Regions from separate parts of the Homo sapiens genome. Here all the other regions are linked to region 1. A link is a loop called in an ENCODE intact Hi-C map of the cell type or tissue named here. Cell type or tissue: heart left ventricle. All regions are shown on one strand. Each heading gives the region's core, and the rest is flanking DNA. Links, peaks and the distances in the headings are about the cores only. Region 1 overlaps ABCA4 (ATP binding cassette subfamily A member 4). Region 2 overlaps ARHGAP29 (Rho GTPase activating protein 29). Region 3 overlaps ABCD3 (ATP binding cassette subfamily D member 3).

The links. A loop is a pair of places that touch in the nucleus more often than their neighbours do. Peaks named below come from ENCODE experiments on the same cell type or tissue, not always from the same donor. Only the 100,000 strongest peaks of a DNase experiment are listed, where the experiment ranks them.
Region 2: a loop joins it to region 1, with 2.5 times the contacts of the local background. A loop is called at or near these places in 20 of 110 quality-filtered maps.
Region 3: it touches region 1 in a loop (5-fold over the local background); 30 of 110 quality-filtered maps call a loop at or near these places.

The regions. Positions count from the first base shown.
Region 1 is chr1:94,057,725-94,065,617 of GRCh38, reverse strand. It overlaps ABCA4 (ATP binding cassette subfamily A member 4), which reads left to right. Exons shown (of 50, transcript NM_000350.3): 12 at 2,301-2,506; 13 at 2,865-3,041; 14 at 4,859-5,081. Among named protein-coding and RNA genes, the nearest start is that of ABCA4, 59 kb to the left of the region's middle. In heart left ventricle, for the core only: CTCF peaks have their summits at 2,127 and 4,015 (motif pointing left); a DNase peak (open chromatin) is centred at 3,947; H3K27ac peaks cover 4,231 bases.
Region 2 is chr1:94,171,066-94,178,958 of GRCh38, reverse strand. ARHGAP29 (Rho GTPase activating protein 29) reads left to right here. Exons shown (of 23, transcript NM_004815.4): 21 at 792-1,107; 22 at 1,239-1,347; 23 at 4,210-7,893. The coding sequence ends at 5,090. Among named protein-coding and RNA genes, the nearest start is that of ABCA4, 54 kb to the right of the region's middle. In heart left ventricle, for the core only: no CTCF peak of the experiment used is centred there; no DNase peak of the experiment used is centred there.
Region 3 is chr1:94,459,850-94,467,742 of GRCh38, reverse strand. ABCD3 (ATP binding cassette subfamily D member 3) reads right to left here. Exons shown (of 23, transcript NM_002858.4): 3 at 2,870-2,968. Among named protein-coding and RNA genes, the nearest start is that of ABCD3, 45 kb to the right of the region's middle. In heart left ventricle, for the core only: a CTCF peak has its summit at 3,817; no DNase peak of the experiment used is centred there.

The DNA of each region.
Region 1 (7,893 bases), core at 2,044-7,043:
CTGAGGTGGGACAGTTTAGTTCAGGAGGCCCAAGAAGTGTTGGGTGTGCAGCCCCTTGTTCAAACACAGCCTCTGAATCGCCAGAGGCTTCCGGTGCATACTCTGAGGCGCAGGTGGGACTCGGGAGTGAGAGGTTTCGGCGAATGAATTGGGATTGCCTACTTCTTCCCAGTGCAGTGGAGCTTGGTTCTGTGGTCAGGTCCTTACGCCCTGTCTGCCTTTCTCGTTTCTTTATTTCTCGGGTAGTAGTTGTGGAATCAAATGACCTGGGGTTTGATACCTACTCTACCACGCCTCTGGGGGAGTCACTCAGACTCGTTGAACCTAAGTTCCGGGGCTGCCAAGTGAGGATAAGTAGTAATTGCTGATCCACCTACTTGACAAGATAGTAGTGAGGGCCCTGAGCGCCAGGCTGTGGATCCAGCCTTTCCCACGGTTCCTGGTGTGGCAGGAAGAACTCTAGGCCTGAAGGTGAAATTGGGGAGGGAGTCCCAGCTCTGCCACTGTCTCTCTGGGTGACCTCAGGCAGGTCTCCTCAAAAAAATAAGATACTTTATAAAGCTCAGTTTCCTCTTCAGTAAAATGAGGATTCCAGGTAACTCACAGATAGTTTGTGGGGATGAATCTGTTCCTTAAAGCCTGCAGTACATCAATAACCCAGTCTTCCTGCTTGCTTTCCCCCCTCTCCACTACCAGTGATCATAGTCTGATCCCATAGGTGATATCCCAGCTCAAAACCCTACATTAGCTTCTGTGGCTGTTTAAGGCCTGCCCAGAACTCCCCTGGTCTTAGCACTGAAAGCACGTGTCCGGGGAAGCCCTGCATTGGTCGTTCATACTACTGAGTCCCGCAGGGCAAACCGTCCGGTCCCACCCTCCTTTCTAGTGCTGCTGTCACACTCACCTCCCTTCACCCTACACTCCCTTCTGTGCCTTGCAATTACCTAGGGAGTTTTTTACAAGATATGGATGCCCTGGCCCTGCCACTAGAGATTCTGATTTAATTGCTTGGGGTAGGGCCTGGCATAGGTATCTTTTAAAGCTCCGCAGTGGTTCTAAAGCACAGCCACAGATGGGAACCACTGATCTATTCTTGTAGGTCCCCAGATACCTCATGTGCTGTTCCCTGTGCCTGAGCTGACCTTTCCCCCACTTTCCTCTCCTCGGCTAATTCCTGCTTATCCTCCTACTCAGGAGGCTCTTCCTCCAGGCAGCCTTCCCTGATCCCTCCAGGAAGACTTAGCTGCGTCCCTCCGCTGGGCTTCCCCAATACACTGGGCTTGCTTTCATTAGAACCTGATCCTTCCACATTATGGTTGTTGGTTTGCTCCAATCCTCTCCCTCATTAGCTCTCAACTTTCTTTCAGGAAGAGATGTTTATCTTTCCTTCTTGTATTCCTAGAGTCGACCAGGCTCTGGCACATTGCAGATTCTCAGTATGCATTCAGGGAACAACTTAATCAAGACAAGACCATCTGACTTCTTGTGAGTTACATGCTAAGAAAGAAATGTCGACACCAATAGCCCTCACAATGATAGGAACAGGAGGTTAAAGAAAAGGAAATAGATGCAAATAGCAATATAAGTGCTTTAACAAATCTATACAGGAGGACAACCATCATATTCAAATTTTCAAACATTCTTAGTTCTGCTCTTTTGTGGGTAATGGTTTTTTTTTTTCCTCTTCCAGGAGAAGAAAAGAGGCATATTATAGAAATTCCTCCTCCCCCAGCATTACTTGTCACAGAATTGTAATTGGAAGTGATTTCCCTGACTAAGTTATTTTGGCTGTCTGTTATTTTCTCTCTTCCTCCTTGCTCTTCCCTCAGCTGGCCATCCTGTGTGTTTGGAGAGAGCCAGAAAGGTTCAAGGCTAGGAATGTTTCTCTCTCTCTTTAAAGCTCTTTAATCGTCAGGCTTTCTGATCTTCAAAGCAGGCTGTAGCCAGTGTGACCCCACTCCCTCGCCTCCCCATGCTGGAGAGTAAAAGCCTGGAGTATTTTTGTCATTTTGAAGACTTGCATATTTGGACAGCCTTGGACATCTGGAAAGTGTGGTCCTCACTAGCTCTGCAGGGATAAGAGCACGTCAGCACTTCCAAGCTCTCTGGCGCCCCTACATCTGGACACGTTGAAAAATTAACACCAGACTCTGGAGTTAAGCAAACATTAAGTTTATAGGCCTCCTTGCATTTGACCATTTCCTGGGACAGCAGCCCTTATCCTGTGACTTTCTGTGTGTAGAGTTGAGTCTTTGCAGTTGGTCCTCCTCACACTCTCTCAACTTTGTGACTCTCTGCAGTGCTTGGTCCTGGATAAGTTTGAAAGCTACAATGATGAAACTCAGCTCACCCAACGTGCCCTCTCTCTACTGGAGGAAAACATGTTCTGGGCCGGAGTGGTATTCCCTGACATGTATCCCTGGACCAGCTCTCTACCACCCCACGTGAAGTATAAGATCCGAATGGACATAGACGTGGTGGAGAAAACCAATAAGATTAAAGACAGGTGATGTTTCAGGAAGGGCTCGCTGCATTTCTCCAAAGTCAGTGGGAAATTACATTTGGTAGAGAGAAAGGGATTGAGACTGGACTCATAAATCAATAAAATTAAGTTAAATAAGAAAAAATAAGATATTTTATAAAGCTCAACAAAGAGTCCTTGAATGAAAGCAATTACAGAGTCACATTGTGGCTAATATTCAAAACTGAGATTTAAACTGAGGACTAGGAAATAGAATTGGATCCTTTTGAAGCGTTTAGGAGAAAGATTTTAAGAGAATGAGTTCCGAGTCACCCTGTGGTCGGGAGGTGTGAGTGAGCTATCCAAGCCCGTTCCCATCCTTTGTCCCTCTGTGTCTTCTCAGGTATTGGGATTCTGGTCCCAGAGCTGATCCCGTGGAAGATTTCCGGTACATCTGGGGCGGGTTTGCCTATCTGCAGGACATGGTTGAACAGGGGATCACAAGGAGCCAGGTGCAGGCGGAGGCTCCAGTTGGAATCTACCTCCAGCAGATGCCCTACCCCTGCTTCGTGGACGATTCGTGAGTCTGAAGTTCGCGATCCTCCTCCATGACACGCTAATGGGGGTGCTGGAGTGGGCTGGGGTGGGCTGGGGGTGCCCTCAAGGCTTCCATGTCTTTAGAGAGAGCCCCAGGGACCAGAGCCAAATTGGAGAGCATGGAGCTCTGACTGAGGAACCTGCTTCTCCCAAGCTCCAGGCAGGCACAGATGAGTCAGTGCAGTGGTGGGAAAGGGAAAAGAGTTGATGTTGTAGCTGGAAAAGGGAAGGGGAAAATTAAAGCAAGGAAAGTGAGGCTGGGGGAGGGGACAAATTCCCCACTATGTAGTATGTTTGGTATGTGGAAGGGTTCTGGTCAGAATGTTTGCCCAATGATTGCCACATCAGCATTCATTTTGGACTCTGTATGGCCAGTAGGTCTGGTTCCTGGGAGCCCTGGAATAATGCAGCCCCTTCCCTAACTAACATTTCCATGATGTATGCTCAATGACAAGGCAGAGGAATGTGTTGGATGAGCTCAGGACCTGCCTCCCTGGACACTCCCATCCCAGGCCTGTATATCTGTTGACCAGGAATAAGCCAAGCAAGCAGCCTACTGTTTGACTGAATATGGATTTGGGGGGTGGTAGAGAAAGGGCCGGGGTGGAGGGTTGGGAGGCTCATTTGTCATTATAGATGGGGTCAGACACACTACCAAAACAGCAGCAGAGATCTACAATTGAGTTCACCTAAAACTCAGTGTGGACACAGGAAACCCTCTTTTAATAACTGTCCAATGGGTTTTCCAGCCTCAGCTCTACAGAAAACTTGAGATAACAGTGGCCAGTCTGCAGTTAGTTTGGGTTCGGACAATAGGCAGAGCTGGGAAATGGAGCCAGGGGCGAAAGCCCAGGTCCACTTTAGGATCAGGACGGGAGTGGCTGGTGGGGAAGTGAGGTGGGTGTGGGGAGGCAATAGGGAGCTGGGTCATTTGGTATGGGAGAGTCCTCTGGTGGCTAGTCCCAGAAGTGCATGCTTTACGAACATATGCTTCTCTCCCTAGGGCCACCTTGAGTGAAACCCTCCCATGCTGGAATTGGGCCCTTTCAGTGACAACACACAACAGTTTTCAATAGATAATAATCCCAAGGGCTTTACTAGCACATGAAACACAGGGAAAACGTGTAAAGTTCACAAGAAAGTCGTTCCAGTGTATCAAATCTATCCTGTTTGCCAGGTGGATATACCAGGGTCTCCTCCACCTGTGCATGGCTGGTGGTGGGTCCAGTGGCTGTTGGATAACTGATGTATTGATGGATCATTCGCCTTCTGAAAGTGCCAAACTGATTAGTTATTTTGTGTGTCTTTTTGTGTAACTAGGGTTTGACCTTCCAGGGCAGACTGTGCTGGGGCGGCTGACCCCTTGGGGAGCCAAGTTATTGCTCTTACCACCACCACTTGCCCTTGTCAGTCCTCCACCCTCTTGGGTTTCAGTGTCAGCATGTAGCTGTCTACTCAGATCCCATCCACATCATCAAGTCTGCAGTTTTTTCCTTGCAAGGCCTTACAGGGAAGATCTTTGACATAGAGGATATAATTTTATTGACACATTTTACTTGCAGAGCATTCACCCGGGCTAACCAGAAAGCCAGCACTCTGCTATAAACAAAAAATAATGCTTCAGGGCTAACATGGAATGTGTTAAAAGATTCCAGCCCATTAAATGTCCAGGGGAGGTTTTCCTGTTTTCCTTTCCCTCCATCTGGGCTTTGTTCTCAACACATTCATTCAACAAACATTTATTCTGCCTCTACCAGGTACAGAGCACTCTACTATTCTGCTTCTCTCCTTTTGCTTTAGTTTCATGATCATCCTGAACCGCTGTTTCCCTATCTTCATGGTGCTGGCATGGATCTACTCTGTCTCCATGACTGTGAAGAGCATCGTCTTGGAGAAGGAGTTGCGACTGAAGGAGACCTTGAAAAATCAGGGTGTCTCCAATGCAGTGATTTGGTGTACCTGGTTCCTGGACAGCTTCTCCATCATGTCGATGAGCATCTTCCTCCTGACGATATTCATCATGGTAAGCCAAATGGAGAAGGCCCAGAAAATCTTGAATACTTTGGTTCCTTTCCCCTTTCCTCCTGTTCATGTGCCTGGATTAGTCATGTGGCCACCAAGGAGAGCGTGACATCTAGCTTCCCAGCCCTTCCTTTTAGCCAACGTGGGAGACACTCAAAGAGACGAAATCTCCTGAAGGAGCCACTGTATCACAGCATCCTCCCATCTCCCACTTCCTGCCCAGGGGTCCATGGTCCACACAGACTTCCCAGTCCCATTCCGTGACCATCTGGAGAAGCTGCTATTAGCAGAGCCCTGCACAGGGTGATAGTGTAATTAAAGTGGTCTTCTCTTTCCAAACACAGAAAAAATCAGTTCAGGGAGTGTTTTCCTGGGCTTACAATTTTAACTACTGGCTAGAGTTGAAATGGGGAAAGCCTTTTGCCTTTTCAGTAGCAGTAGGGGAGGAGATCTGGATTATTTACTTATCATCATCATGGTCACCTCCTACATGGCTTCACCAAAAAACATTCTGCTGCCTGAAAAAGCTCCAACACCTCTCTCTCTTTTAAAGGATGGAATTTGGAGTCCATCCTTCCTCAGTGATAAGGAGTTTTTATAGCCACAGGCAGCATCTATTGGTCTGTCCTCTGCAAACTTGCAACTCCTCTGAGAGCTAGACTTGGAAATGAAACATTATTTTGCAATGCGCTGCTATCCTTCATTTTTAGCTCCTCCACCGTAGATGATAGTTTGTACTTGTTAAATGATAAGGATATAAATTTAGGTCATTTTTTATATTTTATTGGGTGGAATTTGGTATAATTTTTAGACTTCAGGCTTTACAGGCTCCTGAGATGGACTGATTGAGCTTGTTCTACTTCTTCCCCATCATGATAGGAAGTGCTGTACCACACTAGGCAGTGTGTGTAGTGACCACAGACTGGCTGAGTGTCTCCCATCCCATGCTGGCCCATATCTGGTACCCACCTGATCCACAAATGTTCCATCAGATCCTGTTCAAACAACACATCTCCAGTTAAGCCAAATCTTGCCCTTTCTCCTTACGGTAAAATGTACTAAATCTGAAGGTTTTGTCTTTTTAATGTTGCTCCATGATCCAGTGATCTGTGGCCTTGGTTATGCTCTGTGCTAGAGTCCTAACAAGACAAATGCTAAGGTAGAGGTCATTCTGCTCAAACAACCTGACCCCACCTGGATGTGGGCTTACATTTGCAAAGGGCACCAAAGTTCTAAGAGATGAGGGGAGGAGCTGAGCCCCTTGTCCTTATCTAGGTTTCCCTTGTTCTTTCCCATCCCTCAGTCTGCTTCTTTTCCCAGTACCAACATGTTTGTGTCCTCAGAATTAAAGGAGTAAAAATGTGTAAACATCTGACTAGCAACAGCCATGAGATTTTGCCTGGCTTGTTGATAAGCAGCATTGAGATCTGCCCTCCTAAGAATGGGCCATTAGGTCTTCAAAGCTTTTACGATGTGAGGTAAAGAATGTTCACCAGGAGTTTCATGCACAAAAGGGTTTCTCTTTGTGGGAACTAGAACATTGTTCCAGTGATGACGGAAACAGGGCTTTCCATACCAAAACAGGGTTTTCCTTTGAATGACTCTCCCACCTTTCCCTTGTCTCTTCCTCCCCACCTCAACAACACAGGAAAGAAGCTGGAAGCAGGGACAATGGGAAGGTCCCTTTGTTACTCGAGCTATTAGAAACAAAAAGAAAAGTGGCCATCTGAGGAAGCCACAGCTGGTGAAACTGTAGGGTCACAGAGTGAATTACACCTCTGGCTTAAGTCAGTGAAAAGTCCTAGAAGTTTGTGGTCCTAGAAGTCCTAAAAGTTTATGGGACTTTGTTTTGAGCAAGGATAAGAAATTGATTTCAGGCTGGGCGTGGTGGCTCACGCCTGTAACCCTAATACTTTGGGAGACAGAGGCAGGTGGATCACTTCAGGTCAGGAGTTCCAGAGCAGTCTGGCCAACATGGCGAAACCCTGCCTCTCCTAAAAATACAAAAATTAGCCAGGTGCGGTGGCACATGCCTGTAGTCCCGGCTACTCAGGAGACTGAGCAAGGAGAATCCCTTGAACCCAGGAGGTGGAGGTCTCAGTGAGCTGATATCATATCACTGCACTCTAGCCTGGGCAACAGAGCAAGACTCTGTCTAAAAAAATAAATAAATAAAAAAGAAATTGATTTCATTCTTCTGAGAACTGCAACAACTACCTTAAAGTGATTCCATCCAAAACCCACATGTTCAGCCATGGACTTGCTTTTATGGAGCTGCGTGTGGGTGACACACAAAATCAGGAGCTCTGAGTCCTAATTTAGACTTTTATTTAGATTTCCTCAAATTTGGGTTCCAGTTAAGCGTGGGTCTCTTCTGTGCCCCGCTCCCCTTTGCCATTTGTTTTATCTGTTCTTCAGTCTGTTCTGTCAGTACCCACAGGCAGGAGAGCAGAAAGGAGAAATGGCAGCCACAGCAGACAAATGGCACATTCGTTCCACTCAGCTCTCGCATGCCCATCACAGATACAGCTCATTGGTCTCTTTTCTATGAGAGGAAGCCAGAGCTCCAGGGAACTACTGCCAACTGATCAGAACTCATTTAGGACATGGACCTATTTGTTCCTTTATGTTCCTGGGAAGAGCACAGGATGAATTCTATGTACTCATTTACGTGTTCAGAGAGTAAAGTGCCTCATAGGATGCCTCCAGCAAAAGATAACCAAGAAGGTCTAATACCTTTGACAATCTCAGTTTATCCTATAGTGTAATTGGATAGCAGTTCCCCTAGCAAAAGTTGCTAGTTTGGTCCTATT
Region 2 (7,893 bases), core at 1,401-6,400, 110 kb before region 1:
TTGTATCTTGGTGGGCAAAATTACACAGAAGAGCATTCCAGGCACAAAGTCACAGACATGGAGACATGAGCTCATTGTGCATCTGAGAAATATAAGTGAATTGGTTAGGCTGCAATACAGCAAGCAGTAGCAGAAACTGAGCCAGGTAGAGGCCTGATAAAGTCTTGCATGCCTGGCAGTCTTGCATGCGCTGACCATCTTCCTTCAGTACCCACTAAAGAATTTTGAGCTAGGAATTTGACAGGCTCAGATTTGCCTTTTAGATATTTCTGGCAGCAATATGGAAACTAAGTTGGAGAGGAGGCCTTTATTACAATTCAGATCTCCTTGAATAATCATAGAAATAAAAGGTGGTAAGAGCTTGAAGTGAGGCCAGAGGAGTGGGAATGGTGTTGGAACTGAGATCTTCAGAAGGGAGAATCATCTAGACTTGGAGATGGGTAGTGAGACACCTGACAATGATGTTTAAGTTCCCAGTATAAGGACTTGGGAGGATATACCATATACTGAGATGGGAGCAGTTTTTAGGGGTATTTTTTCTTTCTGCTGGTAAAACTATAGTAGTTCCTTCTACTTAACTTGAAATTTATTCCAATACTGTGAAACTGTGAAACTCTATTTGGCATGTGGTCAATATTTTAATCAAATAAATATAACCTTTTCCTAGACTTTTTCCCCCTAGTATTTTTGTGCAGCTCATTTTCCCTCCACCCTCTCTATTCCATAGTAAACTACAGTCAAGGAACTCTAATAGGAAAATCTCATACAACTTTATGTGTTCTACTTTGCAGGGTAGTAGATCATGCAGAAGAAAACAAGATGAACTCCAAAAACTTGGGGGTGATATTTGGACCAAGTCTCATTAGGCCAAGGCCCACAACTGCTCCTATCACCATCTCCTCCCTTGCAGAGTATTCAAATCAAGCACGCTTGGTAGAGTTTCTCATTACTTACTCACAGAAGATCTTCGATGGGTCCCTACAACCACAAGATGTTATGTGTAGCATAGGTGTTGTTGATCAAGGCTGTTTTCCAAAGCCTCTGTTATCACCAGAAGAAAGAGACATTGAACGTTCCATGAAGTCACTATTTTTTTCTTCAAAGGAAGTGAGTTTGACCTTTATAGAATTATATTAGAACTTTGTAATATTTATGTTAATAAGTTAAAGATCTTTGAACTGTTTATTTTGAGGTTATGTTTTACTTCTTCCATTTTAAAAATTATCTTGCATCAACAGGATATCCATACTTCAGAGAGTGAAAGCAAAATTTTTGAACGAGCTACATCATTTGAGGAATCAGAACGCAAGCAAAATGCGTTAGGAAAATGTGATGCATGTCTCAGTGGTGAGTAGCCATGTAAAAAAAAAATATGTTTGCTGGCTTAAAATTTTACCAGTAGAACCGTGATTAAAACCAAGGTGAGGGGCAATGAGGGAAGCCAGAGAATGAAGCTTTATTAGTTAACAAATCTTGGCTAGCCATTGAGAAAGTTGCCTTTTAGTGTATCTTGCATTTAAATGAATGTCATTCTTCATAAAAGTCTTTCTTATAATAAGACATCTTGGAGTTTATAATGTTTTTTGTGTTCCTTCTGAATTTTGTTTTTGTTTTTGAGTTTTGCCATCAGCTAAAATCAAGGTAGAAATGTGTTGAGCAATGTGATATTCGTTAGTATCTTCCAGTTCCGTAGTTCAGTGCATTGAGCTAACTGCTCATACAGAGTCAACTAGACTCCTGAAATTCAAAAACTTTAGAGTCCTACTTTTTTTTTGACATGCTTTTTACCTGTGGCCTACATTTAACCTATTAAACACAGAGATGTGTATGTCTTTTTTCTTTCCTTGACTGCGATCATTTTATTCACTTATTTTCTCTTTATAATATTAGTTGCTGTCATTGCTAGTTGTTAAGCTGGTGGAAAAGCTTCCATTTGTATTGTCATTTCTACATTGTTATAGCTAAATTCCAGTTTTTTACATTGCAGCCATATATGTTAAATTTAATGTGTAATCAAGTATCAGTGATCATAGGGTCTAAAAAGGAAAGGAGGGCCGGGCATGGTGGCTCACGCCTGTAATCCCAGCACTTTGAGAGGCCAAGGCGGGCAGATCACCTGAGGTCAGGAGTTTGAGACCAGCTTGGCCAACATGGTGAAACCCCGCCTACTAAAAGTACAAAAAATTAGCCAGGTGTGGTGGTGGGCGCCTGTAATCCCAGCTACTCGGGAGGCTAAGGCAGGAGAATCACTTGAACCCGAGAAGCAGAGGTTGCAGTGAGGCGAGAACGTGCCATTGCACTCCAGCCAGGGTGACAAGAGAAACTCCATCTCAAAGAAAAAAAAAAGGAATGGAACTAACATTCACCAGGTACCTGCCTGTTCTGTGCTAAGCACTGTGCTTATTTGTTTGATTCTATTTGATCTTCATAATAGTTCTGTGCTATAAAGTAAATAGCATTATCCTCATTCAACCCATAACTAACCGTCTGAAAGAGACTAAGTAATGCCAAAGGTTGTTCTCTTAATACATTTGAACCCAGTTCTGATTACTAAACCTAACCTTTGTGGCTATCCCATGAAGCTCTTAGGAACAGTAATAATAATAAATGTCACTTTCCAGTGTTTATTACATACAAGATAATTTTAAGCACTTTTCCTAGTAGATCATTTAGATCACACAGCAACATAGATACACATAGGAGTCTTATTTCGCAGATGAAGACACATAGGACAGTGATATTGCCTAGCCCAGTGCAGAAGTGGCAGGCAGGGCTGAGCCAGGACCCAGGCAACTGTGCTTCAGAGTCTGTGCTCTTCTCCATTATGCTCTAAGTTTTTCCCTCAGAAATTTAAGAATATATGTTGGTGCCTAGAGTCCAATTGCAAGGAACCAGGTCCCTTAGAATGCTCTATAAATGTGTGGAGGACCTGGGAAAGCAAATCAAAAGAGCCTTGGGCCAGGTGTGGTGGCTCACACCTGTAATCCTGGCACTTTGGGAGTCTGAGGTGTGCGGATCTTGAAGCCAGGAGTTCAGGACCAGCCTGGCCAACATGGTGAAACCCTGTCTCTATTAAAAATACAAAAATTATCTGGGCATGGTAGCAGGCACCTGTAATCTCAGCTACTCAGGAGGGTGAGGCAAGAGAATCACCTGAACCCAGGAGGCAGAGGTTGCAGTGAGCCAAGATAATGCCACTGCACTCCAGCCTGGGTGACAGAGTGAGACTCTGTCTCAAAAAACAAAAACAAAACAAAACAATAAAAGAGCCTTGGAACCCAGGGAAGAGAGGCCAGCAGTCCCAGGTGTGGAAGAAGTTCAGATGAGACGATGACCAAAAAGTGACTCTGGTGGGCACCTGTCTGCAAACCACTGCCTAAGAGATGTGGGTGAAGGACTGGGTGGCAGAGAAAGGATTGCATGCTGTGCTTGGGGCCGACTGTAGCTTAAAGTCAGGATGGCGTCAAGGCACAGAGTTGGTGGATGTGTTTCAGCAGTGAACAGAAAAGCAGGAGAATGGAGGGCTGGAACATTCCTGGAATTGGAATTTTTTAGGATAGATGCAGGAACTGAGGCTTCTAAGTGAGAAAACATGGACTGTGGGTTCGGACTATAGAAAGAAAATCCGGGAGCAGGTGGGGAAAATGGCACTTTTTAACTTAAAAGCATTCAGCCTTCATTTGACAGAATGGATTTTATGCTTTATTAGTTGATCAGATATGGAGAGCATCTAAGGCATCTAATATCATATGCTCTCACTGGGTTGAGTGTAACTGAAAAGCAGATTGAGTGAGTTGGCAAAATCCTTGGGATTCAGGGCACACTTACATCTGGTTGGTGTGTAAATTAGTGTCACTTTTCTGAGGTTAATTTTCCAATGTCTGCCTATTGAAATTGTGATAGTCTTTTGACCCAGAAAGTACTTGTTCATGCACAGCACTTAAAAAGAAGTTACTCAGCAAGTGTTTTTTTTGTGTTTTGTAGCTGTTCATGTTGATTTAAATGAGTAAAAAATTTGAACTTTTAAATTCAATATACACCTTTAATACTGTGCAAATGTTTAACTCCTCCACATAGGTAACTGAGAATATTATTTTGGAAAAAATATGTAAGACTCATATTGTCTTGATAGAGTGTTCATCTCTAACTCATTCAAACTCTCTTATTAACCATGTGCCACAAACTTAAATAGATTTCTTTCATTTTCAGACAAAGCACAGTTGCTTCTAGACCAAGAGGCTGAATCAGCATCCCAAAAGATAGAAGATGGTAAAACCCCTAAGCCACTTTCTCTGAAATCTGATAGGTCAACAAACAATGTGGAGAGGCATACTCCAAGGACCAAGATTAGACCTGTAAGTTTGCCTGTAGATAGACTACTTCTTGCAAGTCCTCCTAATGAGAGAAATGGCAGAAATATGGGAAATGTAAATTTAGACAAGTTTTGCAAGAATCCTGCCTTTGAAGGAGTTAATAGAAAAGACGCTGCTACTACTGTTTGTTCCAAATTTAATGGCTTTGACCAGCAAACTCTACAGAAAATTCAGGACAAACAGTATGAACAAAACAGCCTAACTGCCAAGACTACAATGATCATGCCCAGTGCACTCCAGGAAAAAGGAGTGACAACAAGCCTCCAGATTAGTGGGGACCATTCTATCAATGCCACTCAACCCAGTAAGCCATATGCAGAGCCAGTCAGGTCAGTGAGAGAGGCATCTGAGAGACGGTCTTCAGATTCCTACCCTCTCGCTCCTGTCAGAGCACCCAGAACACTGCAGCCTCAACATTGGACAACATTTTATAAACCACATGCTCCCATCATCAGTATCAGGGGGAATGAGGAGAAGCCAGCTTCACCCTCAGCAGCAGTGCCTCCTGGCACAGATCACGATCCCCACGGTCTCGTGGTGAAGTCAATGCCAGACCCAGACAAAGCATCAGCTTGTCCTGGGCAAGCAACTGGTCAACCTAAAGAAGACTCTGAGGAGCTTGGCTTGCCTGATGTGAATCCAATGTGTCAGAGACCAAGGCTAAAACGAATGCAACAGTTTGAAGACCTCGAAGGTGAAATTCCACAATTTGTGTAGGGATGTCAAATTTCAGGGTTTTTTTGTTGTTGTTGTGTTATTTTGTGGTATTGTGCTTGTTTTGTGAAAGAATGTTTTGACAGGGCCTCTTTTGTATAGGACTGCCAAATCATGGGTTTTGCCTTTTGTTGTTGTATTTATCCTCTGTTGGTAATACTGAATGGTAGAATGTTTTGATAGGGTCACATTTGTGCCTCACTGGAATTATCTTTAAATTCTGTATTTTTAAAGTTGTGAATAAGATAGGTGGATTCGTATTTTTTAAAGTTCAGTTGACTTTCCCCACCAAATGGTCCATTTGAATGCATCCCTAATATATGATATAGTCTCAACTAATAGGTGCAATTTGGGAAAATCAGGTTTATTTTTTGGAGTGGAACTGTTATAAGTGCTTATTTATAAAAGGAATGTTTCTGAATGCAAGTGCCTAAAAAGATCTTTGTTGGTATGCATATGTTTTGTCACACAATTTTATAGTGCATCTTTCACCATTTGTGCTTTTTTAAGATACGTATGTAAGCTCTTATTTTTCAATTGGCAATTCAGTTAATTTTTAAATGTTTACATAATGGCCAGAAGGCTTGCAAATCTGTATTTAATTGCATTTTAATTAATTGCCAGTTTTTACATGTGATAGTCAGTTGTACAAAGAAAATGCACTTAAACCTGTTTCTAAATTATATATTCAGTTATATTATATTTGGCTTTAGATGGTTTTAATACATTTGATAGTTTTTCACCCCTTGGCTTTATTTTATATAAACTTTTGTTTTTCAGCAGTTCTGAACTTTTTAGTATTTTATAAATGGTCCAAAAAATGCCTGTTTCAGAAGTTTTTGAATTCAGTGCATTTCCTCTTGATTTGTCTGGGTTAAAACCATTCCTTTTGTATGAAATGTTTTGACTTAGGAATCATTTTATGTACTTGTTCTACCTGGATTGTCAACAACTGAAAGTACATATTTCATCCAAATCAAGCTAAAATTTATTTAAGTTGATTCTGAGAGTACAGGTCAGTAAGCCTCATTATTTGGAATTTGAGAGAAGGTATAGGTGATCGGATCTGTTTCATTTATAAAAGGTCCAGTTTTTAGGACTAGTACATTCCTGTTATTTTCTGGGTTTTATCATTTTGCCTAAAATAGGATATAAAAGGGACAAAAAATAAGTAGACTGTTTTTATGTGTGAATTATATTTCTACTAAATGTTTTTGTATGACTGTGTTATACTTGATAATATATATATATATATATATCAACTTGTTAAATTATTTCATGTTCCCGTGGCTTCTTTTCAGTTGTTGCCTATTACAGTATGAGAGTTTAAGGTTATTAACCATTGGCTTAGAAGTCAACACCTAGGATCATACATCCGTTGACTACAATGTGGAATGAATTTTATGGAAACCTGTTTTATAGTTCTATGTGATGTAAAGGTCTAGGGAGCAATAACCAGCCCTTTTTTTTCTGAAGGCTTGTTTTTAGTCCTCATTGTACAAAATATAAAATAATCATATTGCTATGAATACCTAAAAAGAAAATTAGAGCCCATGTGTATTGAGCCTTCTCTGTGTGCCAGGAACTTTGCCAAGGTGCTACATAGATTATTTTATTTCAAGTTCACAGCAACCTATAATGGGTGGGTAAGCATGTTATTATTTCTGTGTTACAGATAAGGAAACTAAGGCTTAGTTAAATGACTTGCTTCAGTGTTCCACAGGTGTAACAGGTGGAGTCAAATCTCAAACATAGGGCTGTCAGATTTTGATGGTTAGTGCTCTTAATGACTGTGATTACTAAATAATATCTGGTAGTTTTTAACAATAGAAAATGCAACTTTAAAAAATTTTTATTGTGGTAAAATACACATAACATTTACCATTTTTAAGTATATTGTTTGAACCATTTTTAAGCATATAGTTCAGTGGCATTAAGTATATTCACATTGTTTTGCAACCATGAGCACCTATTCATCTCCAGAACATTATCATCATCCTATACTAAAACTTAGAAAATGTACTTTTAAACTTCTTCAGTTCTCTTTTAATATATGGAGCCCACCCAAAGGTTATATCATGTAATAAACTCATTTCTCTGTTTTCCCTCACAGCTTAAAAATGAGAATTTCACTTTTGGGTCCTTTCTGCCTTTAGGGCTCCCTGGCACTTTGTCCAGCGTAGAGCCTTAAGCCTCTAGATGCTTTCTAGTTTCCTGGGGCCCTGAGGCAAGTATCTCTTGAGAAGAGGTTGCTATTTCTAGAGGATCCACAGTGTGCACTGTGTTGTGCTATCTAATAGTGTGGTGGAAATCATTTATCCAGAAGTTGTTTTTTGCAACATGGAAAGATACGTGACCAAAAGGAAAGGGCAACAGCAGGAGCCCTGTTAGTGCTGCCAGAACACCAGGAAGCCTTGTGGGAGGCGTATTGTCCAAGATGATGCGTATTGTCCAAACGACTCAGAAGAAGTCATTTCTGAAGGGTTGATCATAACTTCCCTAGCCATGTTTTACCTACAGAGAACTTAGTTAGAATTTATGAGTACAGTATGTTAAATTACTTTTAGTGTACCTTAGGCAGTGTATTTGTTTTGATACAGAGACAAAGACTATATGATCCCTGAGACTTGTTGCCTAGTGAACTCACAAGCAGATAGAATTGTACCTCAGTTATTTGGGTGATTTAAAGATGGTACTATGGCTACACTATTCCCAGCTATCGTTGTGTTACAGTATTTATACAACTGGAAACATCTCTCTAAATGACAACCATTGTATATTGTTAAATAACTTATAGTCAGTGGAA
Region 3 (7,893 bases), core at 1,534-6,533, 400 kb before region 1:
ATTATATAAATGAAAAAAGCCTCATAGATTCATTTAATCTTTCTCATTCAGAATTCAAAAGTGAATCCTAGGCAGGTCAAAGGACTTGCCTTCATATACCTAGTCAAGGACAGAAGCTGGGAATGTAACTTAGATTACCTAGATCATAGTGTATTGTTGATTTTCTTATATTTTGACATATAACTTTAACAAAGAAAAATGACAGTAACTGCACATATACAGTTATACAACTAACCAAAATTGAAGCCTAAAATTTTGCCTAGGTAGAATAAATTTGGTTTAATTTGTTAGAAAAATTTATAATAGTGTCCATGCCCTCATAGGGCTTTCAATTTAGTTATGAAGGGAAGAGTTACACATAAAAAGTAGCAGACAAATTTAGGCAAACATATTTGTATCATTTCATGTCCTAAGCTGTGGGATGGGAAGGTTTGGGGTAGCAAAAGACAGTTATGGCATTAGAAATATGATAAACAGTAAAACAAAAAAGAGAATGAGGATTAAAGGTAAAAAAGATGAAGGATTTAATGGGGGAAAAAAGGGATTAAAATCATATGAACTATGGTACTGTACTGAGTTTACACACATAAAATTCTCGCAAGCTTCTCAGTAGAACAAAAAGTGATGTTAAAAAGTGATGTTTAAAGAATATTACTTAAGCAATGCTGTGCAAGACAGATTACGAAGCAGGGAAAGTCAAGATGCTGGGTGACTGGCTGGGAATCAGTTATCTTTCTGTGAGATGAGAATCCTGCCACCCCAACCCCAAGTACACATATTTAAAGCTGATCTTAAATTTTCTAAATTGGAACAATAAGACAGTGACATAGAAGTTAAAGTAAGGGAAGAAGGCCTGCAGAGGGTGGGAAGCTGGCCAAATTAGCCCCTTCTACCTCCCTTACTAATTCCCAGGGACTCATCCAATGTTTCAAATTTGTTTTACATTCATTGAACCCCTGCAATAGTTAAAATGAACATTAAGCTGTTAACTGATTGGAAGGTAACATATGCATCTTTCCAGAGAAGCTTGTATTTTAAATAAGGATTCTTCAAAGGCAGGACAATTAGTTATGCCTGAAGAGTCACTGGAAATATTCACAAAAAAGATAAGCATTAAGCAATTTTTAAAAACATATTTGTTTTTGTTGTGGGGACGTACAGGATGTCACAGACATGATGTTGTAAACAAATGAAAGGCTGAGGACATAGGGCCAGATCGTAAAACAATGATCTCCTAAGCAGATGGTATTAAAAGGAAGGCCAAAGTCAGGTTGTGATTTACCCTATAAGGAAAATGAAGTTACATGTTTTGATTAGGATTTTAAGAAAGAATACAAATTGGAAAAGGAAAAGAAGCAAAAAGACCAATTAAGATATAATAATCCAGGTAAGATATAGTGAGAACAGTAGGAATGTAAAGGGAGAGAATAATTTATAAGAAACTTTAGGATACTTAGAAAGAACATTTATAATATAAGGGAAGGAGCAGATCTTAAAAGTGTGTGATCCCATTTTTAAATTAAAATATATGCTTGCACACAGGATGACTATATATCAAAACGAGTAAGAGGCTGATAGGTGCCAAAAAATAAATCTAGCTGCATTTTCTAATTTTCTTCAAGGAACATGTATTACCTCTGTCTAATTAGGAAAAAACAAGTGTCATTACTTTTTTTAAAAAAAGAATTTCTCAAGGGCAGAATCATCAGGAGATGATGCCAAAGTGAGGGAAAGAGCAAATCCAGCATGATGAAGGAATGTACGTTTTCTTTGGGAACTGCAATGCTTTTGTAACAGTTAAGTATAGGAAAAATTAGCAGATCCCAGTGACCAAAAAGGGTGACAAGGGGAAGAGGAAGAGCTGAAGGTAATGATACTTCTAGTTACAGAATGAGAGAATGCTGAGGAAGATGGAGAATACGGCATTATTTTAATAATCATTAAAAATGTTTATCAAATAATGAAGATAATCTTGATAAAAAAGCAAAGGAACGAATTATACAACTATTCGTATAAGCAGCTCACTTCCTGAATGAAATAACTGATGAATCCAGATATCATTTTGCATATCTTAAAAATATTTAATCAAATATACTCCACACTAATGTGACTTGTTAACATCTCAATGTAATAAAAGGGTTTGTCTTTTGAAATTTAATCTAGTGTTTATCAACAGTATTTAACTATAACAAAGCAACACCATTTAGGGTAGCTGTATGGCAGTACCCTAGCATTTCACATAAAATAAAATGAAATAATACTTCAGAAACAAGAGAAAACTATTTAAAAACTGGCACTGAACAAGGTTTTTTGTATGACAGGTGATGATTTAAAGACAAAAATTTAGTAATCTTCTTGACCTACAGAGAAAACATTTGACCTATAGTATAACCAAAGTGTTATGATTTTACTGTTCTAATCTTACATAACCTTGAAAGTTGAACACTTAATAATTTAATTTGGGTATCTGTCTCCACCCAAATCTCATGTTGAAATGTAATCCCCAGTGTTGGAGGTGGGGCCTGGTGGGAGGTGTTTGGGTCATGGAGGCAGATCCCTCATGGCATGGTGCTGTCCTCCAGACAGTGAGTGAGTTCTCATGTATCTGGTTGTTTAAAAGTATGTGGCACCTCCTTGGCCCTTTGCTCCCTCTCTCACCATGTGAGACACTGGCTTCCCCCTTCACCTTCAGCTGTGATTGCCAGCTTCCTGAGGCCTCCCCGGAAGTGGAGGAGATGCTGTGCCATGCTTGTACAGCCTGCAGATCCAGGAGCCAATTAAATCTCTTTTCTTTATAAATTACCCAGCCTCAGGTATTTTATTAAAGAACGGCCCAATATACTTAAGATTATAATTTCATAAGACTTACCTCTTTACAAAATGTTCTAGGGACCATGATTTTCAGAATCTGTATGAGCCTTGAGAAAAACACCTTGTCCACCACAGCTCGCTCCTTTTTCCCCTCTTTCTGCATTAAAAAAAAGAAGCCCTTTTAAGATAGCTATAACAAACATATCATAAAATTAAAGAACCATGTTTCATCTAAGTCAACATAAACAGCTATCAAGATAAAAACTGAATTTACAAAACACAGACTTGCATACTTACACTGCTCCTCATATTCAAACATGTTTTTGAGAAAACAATGTTATCTAAAAACTGAATAAGGAAGTGAGTTCTGGAACCACACAATTATCTGGGTGAAGAAAACTGCAAGCAGAAGAAATAGCAACTGCAAAATACCAAGGTGAACACCTGCAACGTGCTTGAGGAAGAACAAAATGGCCAACCTGGCTGGAGCTGTGAGGAAGGTACCATCACAGAGGACGAGGTCAGAGAGACAGCTGAAAAAAGGTCAAGGGTTTACTGAGTTTTGTATTAGCCACTTCCTGATTAACACCATATTTAAAAAAAAAAAATCCTGAACAGAATTTTGCCTGATATTAAATAGAGGAAACTTTTGGATTCCTAGATTTACCATTTAACATTTCCAATATACAGTCTGTCAATTCACTCTCTCTTCCTCATAAAATTCAAAGACAGACAAGGTTCTTTCACTTATGCAGCTCACATTCTAGCGGGAGAAACATAGACAAAAAATAAACCAATAAATAAATTATTACAGACAGACTAGACAGGGTCATGAGGGGAAAAAAAAGAACAGTTCACACAGGATGGTCTGAAAAGTCTCTTGACATTTAAGCTTAGACATAAATAAAAAAAAGCCATGTGATTATTTAAAGTGGGTAGCAGAGGGGAGGGAGTGAAGCACAAGGAACAACGAGCACAAAAATACAGTGTTGGAAATAAAATCGGTGTGCACATTTCACAGCAAGATGGCAGTATTGCTGTAGCAAAGGGAACAAGAATGAGAGAAGTTTAAAAGGTAGGCAGGGCTTATAAAGGACAGAGCCTTGAAGCCACAGTAAAGATTGAGAGCTTACTGTGAGTGTAGAGGGATTTAAAAGAAGATAATCTTACCTCTCTCAAGAGTTTTTTCATTTTCACTAGCTCCATGAAAATGGAAGTACTAAACCATTTGCAAAGATAAGGAAACACGTGACGAGACTTACTACTCTTGGACTGTTTGGAAGGACAGGGGAAACTTCTTGGAAAAGGCAAGACACTCCAGAAAAACCCCAATTCCCTGACTAACCCTTTCCCCAACTCCATTATCACAGCTCACTTATCTGGCTAACTACTGTGCTCCTGACAAACAAATACCTGTTTGTATTAGTAGAGTAACGCTATTAGTTAGCTATAATGTAAATGTGCTTTGATTAAATAAATATCTAACTTGATGAGCCTTAAGTGAACTGTTTGGGTACTGAATTAGAATAATAATAACTACCAACTATGTGTCAGACACTGTGCTAAGGCTTTATAGACATAATCCTAAGAAATAAGCACTGAGTGCAGTGCAGAACTGTAGGCCAAAAAAGGAAGTCTGAAGGCACTGTGTTTATAGGGTTAGACTAGAAAGACTACAATAGGAGGAACTGGAAAAGAATCCACCTACCCTGCAACTGCTGGAACAGAGACTCAGCATTTCAGGTCTTTCAGACAAAGTTGCAAACCTCATCCTACTGAGTTACAGGCTCAGTCTACTTAATTCATACATGCTTACATTCATTCATTCAACAAACAACTACTTGATCCAAACCCTATTCCAAATGATAAGCACACAACAGCAAACAAAACAGACAAAAAGCCCCACTCACAGTCCAGTTAGTTGAACTAGCCTATTCTCCTCAAGCTAAACCTTACACATTCAACCTAATCTGTTTGTATTTTCCCCAAACCCAGAAAACATAGGAAGAAAAGAGTAAAGAAAAGGTGATACATATTAACTACCTTTTTAAAAAAAGAAGTTAAACTACTTGTTCTTCCTCCTATCGCCATCACCACTCCCTCCTCACTTCACCTTGCCTTACCTGTAGGCAACACCCTTCTCTATTGCTAGCTGGAACTTTAAGTGGCACAATCCTGAGGTGAAATGGACATCTGAGTTAAACAGAGGACCACCTGTTTCTAGCTACTCTAAAGAAATGATCTAAGACAAACAATGAGGAAAGTTAGAAAAAAAGAATTACAAGAGAGTAACGTTGAAACACTTTAAAATATTAGTTGCTAACTTGTATAAAATTCCTCCTCATTTTCTTCTGTTCCTATTGTCACTTTCCCTATCCTTAAACTGACTGAAACCTGATGGATTTTCATTACGTTTCAATCCATGAAAGGAACTAACTATATTCTTCCAAATTATCATTGTTTTCTGCAAAGGATCACCTGGACTGGGAGGCTGGCTCAGAAGGGCTGAATTCAAAGAGATGTCAGGAATCTTGATCACAGCAAAACTCTACCTGAAACCAATCTAAATAAGAGTAACTATAGAGGCAGTACATAATATTACTAGCCTTTCCTAAGAATTCATTTTAAATTCACAATGAACTTTTCCCACTTCCAAACTTTCCCAGTAATTTTTTTAAATACAAAAAAAGACCACTTTTCCCACTTCTAAACTTCCCAATAATTTTTTTAAATATAAAAAAAAGACCACTGTGGTGATATAAGTTTAACATGAACATTATAGAAAAAGCAAACAAATCATTAAAAGCTATTTGAGAAGTCGAAGTAATAATGCAACAAAGGAAAAAAGAAAACCTAAAATTCAAAAGGTAACAAAGGTCAAAGTACAATGAGAAGTTCCTATTGATACGTCAATCACCGTAGGTGAGACTGACTGAAAAAGATGTTTGAAATAGCAGTAAAATAAGAGGCCATGTAGTGCTGACAGAGTATAAGTATTCCTATACATTGTAGGGAAAAGTGAAAACTGGTACAACTATTATGTATCATTTATCAAAATGTAAAATGTACACTGACTGTAAAATGTAAAATAACCCAGTAAATTTACTTTCAGGAACTTACCCTACAAATATACCTGCACATATGCTTAGCCACACAAATAAAAACATCGTACTCGTTTATAATACCATAAAATTAAAAACAACCTGATGTACACCAATATTACATAAATCATAGCAAAATTATTCAATGAAAACTCTATACAACTGTAAAAAAGAAAGCAGCTCACATACACAGAAACAGAATATGAAAGAGCAGGTCTACAGCTTTAAACATGAAGTGACCTAAAAATTAGTATGCTGGAAAAAATTAGAATGATACATGCAATTCATTTTACACATGAATTTATGAAACTTTTAAATATGTAAAGTAATTCTAACTATATTGTTTATGGATACACACACATACACACACATGCCAAAATACAAAAATATGCATGGGAATGCTAAATACTGAACCCAGCACAGTACTTATCTTTATACATTTTGAATTTCATTATATTGTTCTCCAACTTTCTAATTAAATTCTTTTTTCCTCCTTAAAATTCACGTCTTATGAAAATTGCCTCTCCCCACCCTATCTCCATCACAAAGGATATAAAAAATTTCTACCAAAAAAATACGTTAAGTTGCTTTCCTCAAAAGTAACATATTCACTGTAGAAAAATTAGAAAATTCTGACGAGCAAAAATAAGAAAATTAAACCTACTGCCTTTGTTACATATCCTACTAGATTTCATTTTAGCACACGTGTGTACTTCCTATACATTTAACAAATGTGCTATCAGTGTGCATATTGTGTCCTTTTTATTGCCAATCACTTAATATAACCTAAATTTATCTTTCTCACACTATGCAACCAGCAAATAAGTATATGCTAAAATATTGTACAGAAAAATAAGAAAAAAATGAGTAAAATGAATCTAGCTGTCCTAGAACTTGCAGATATCCAATATGCAAATAAGAGATATGACTAAGTTCAGATAACTAACATTTGATTACTCAGATAGAACTTAGACATGAGAGATCACGGAGCTGGAGATATGCCAGAGAAGTGGACATAAGCACATCTTATCACATTTTTCAAAGACTAGGAAGGAAATATTACAGAGACTAAAGAACAACAATCTTGATGTCAATCACCAGGATATTCAGAGAACAGACACTGACATGGAGGGTTGGGGAAGACTTGAGAGACACTAATCACTAGAAGCCAGCATCAGTTTACTGAAAGTACGTCATGTTAAATTGTTCTAATTTTCTTATTTGTTAAGGATACCATAACTAGCATACTAGCTGATATGCAGAATGTAAGCTCCATGAGGGTGGAAACTTATTACTTACTGAAAGACTGACTTACTAAGTGAATTAATAAATTAATAAAGGAATTAGATGTTTCTTATAAAATTATTGTGGTCTCAATGGAGAAATAAGAACCAGATTTTGCTATAGTTGGATGTAGTCACAGCTGAATAACCAGAAACAAAGATTAAGAGATGTCACAGAGCAATCTCCTTGGTCCTTACATAGTCAATACTATCAGCAGTTCTGTGAAAGAAAGGAAAGGCAAATTAAATTTGTAGATAATTCTTCTACTTAACATACCAGATGTGAGAATTGCACTAAAAATTAGACTAATGGTATAGATAGTAGGTTAAACCCAATAAGCTGACATTTACCGCAATAAATTAATGTTTATCTAAAACAAAGCAACTGCGTTAACATATGACCCAGCAATTCCACTCCTAGATACACACCCAAGAGAAATAAAAACATATCTCTACATAAAAACTTGTGCACAAATTTTCATAGCAGCATTGTTATTATTCATAATAGCCAAAAAGTAGAAGCAACCTAAATGTCCACCAACTGATGAACTGATAAACATAATGTGGTATATGCATACAAAGAACACTATTCAGCAATAAAAAGGAATGCAATACTGATACAACAACATGATGAACCTTGAAAACATTGTGCTAAGTGAAAGAAGCTAGGCATAAAAAGCCACATATTATATGATTTC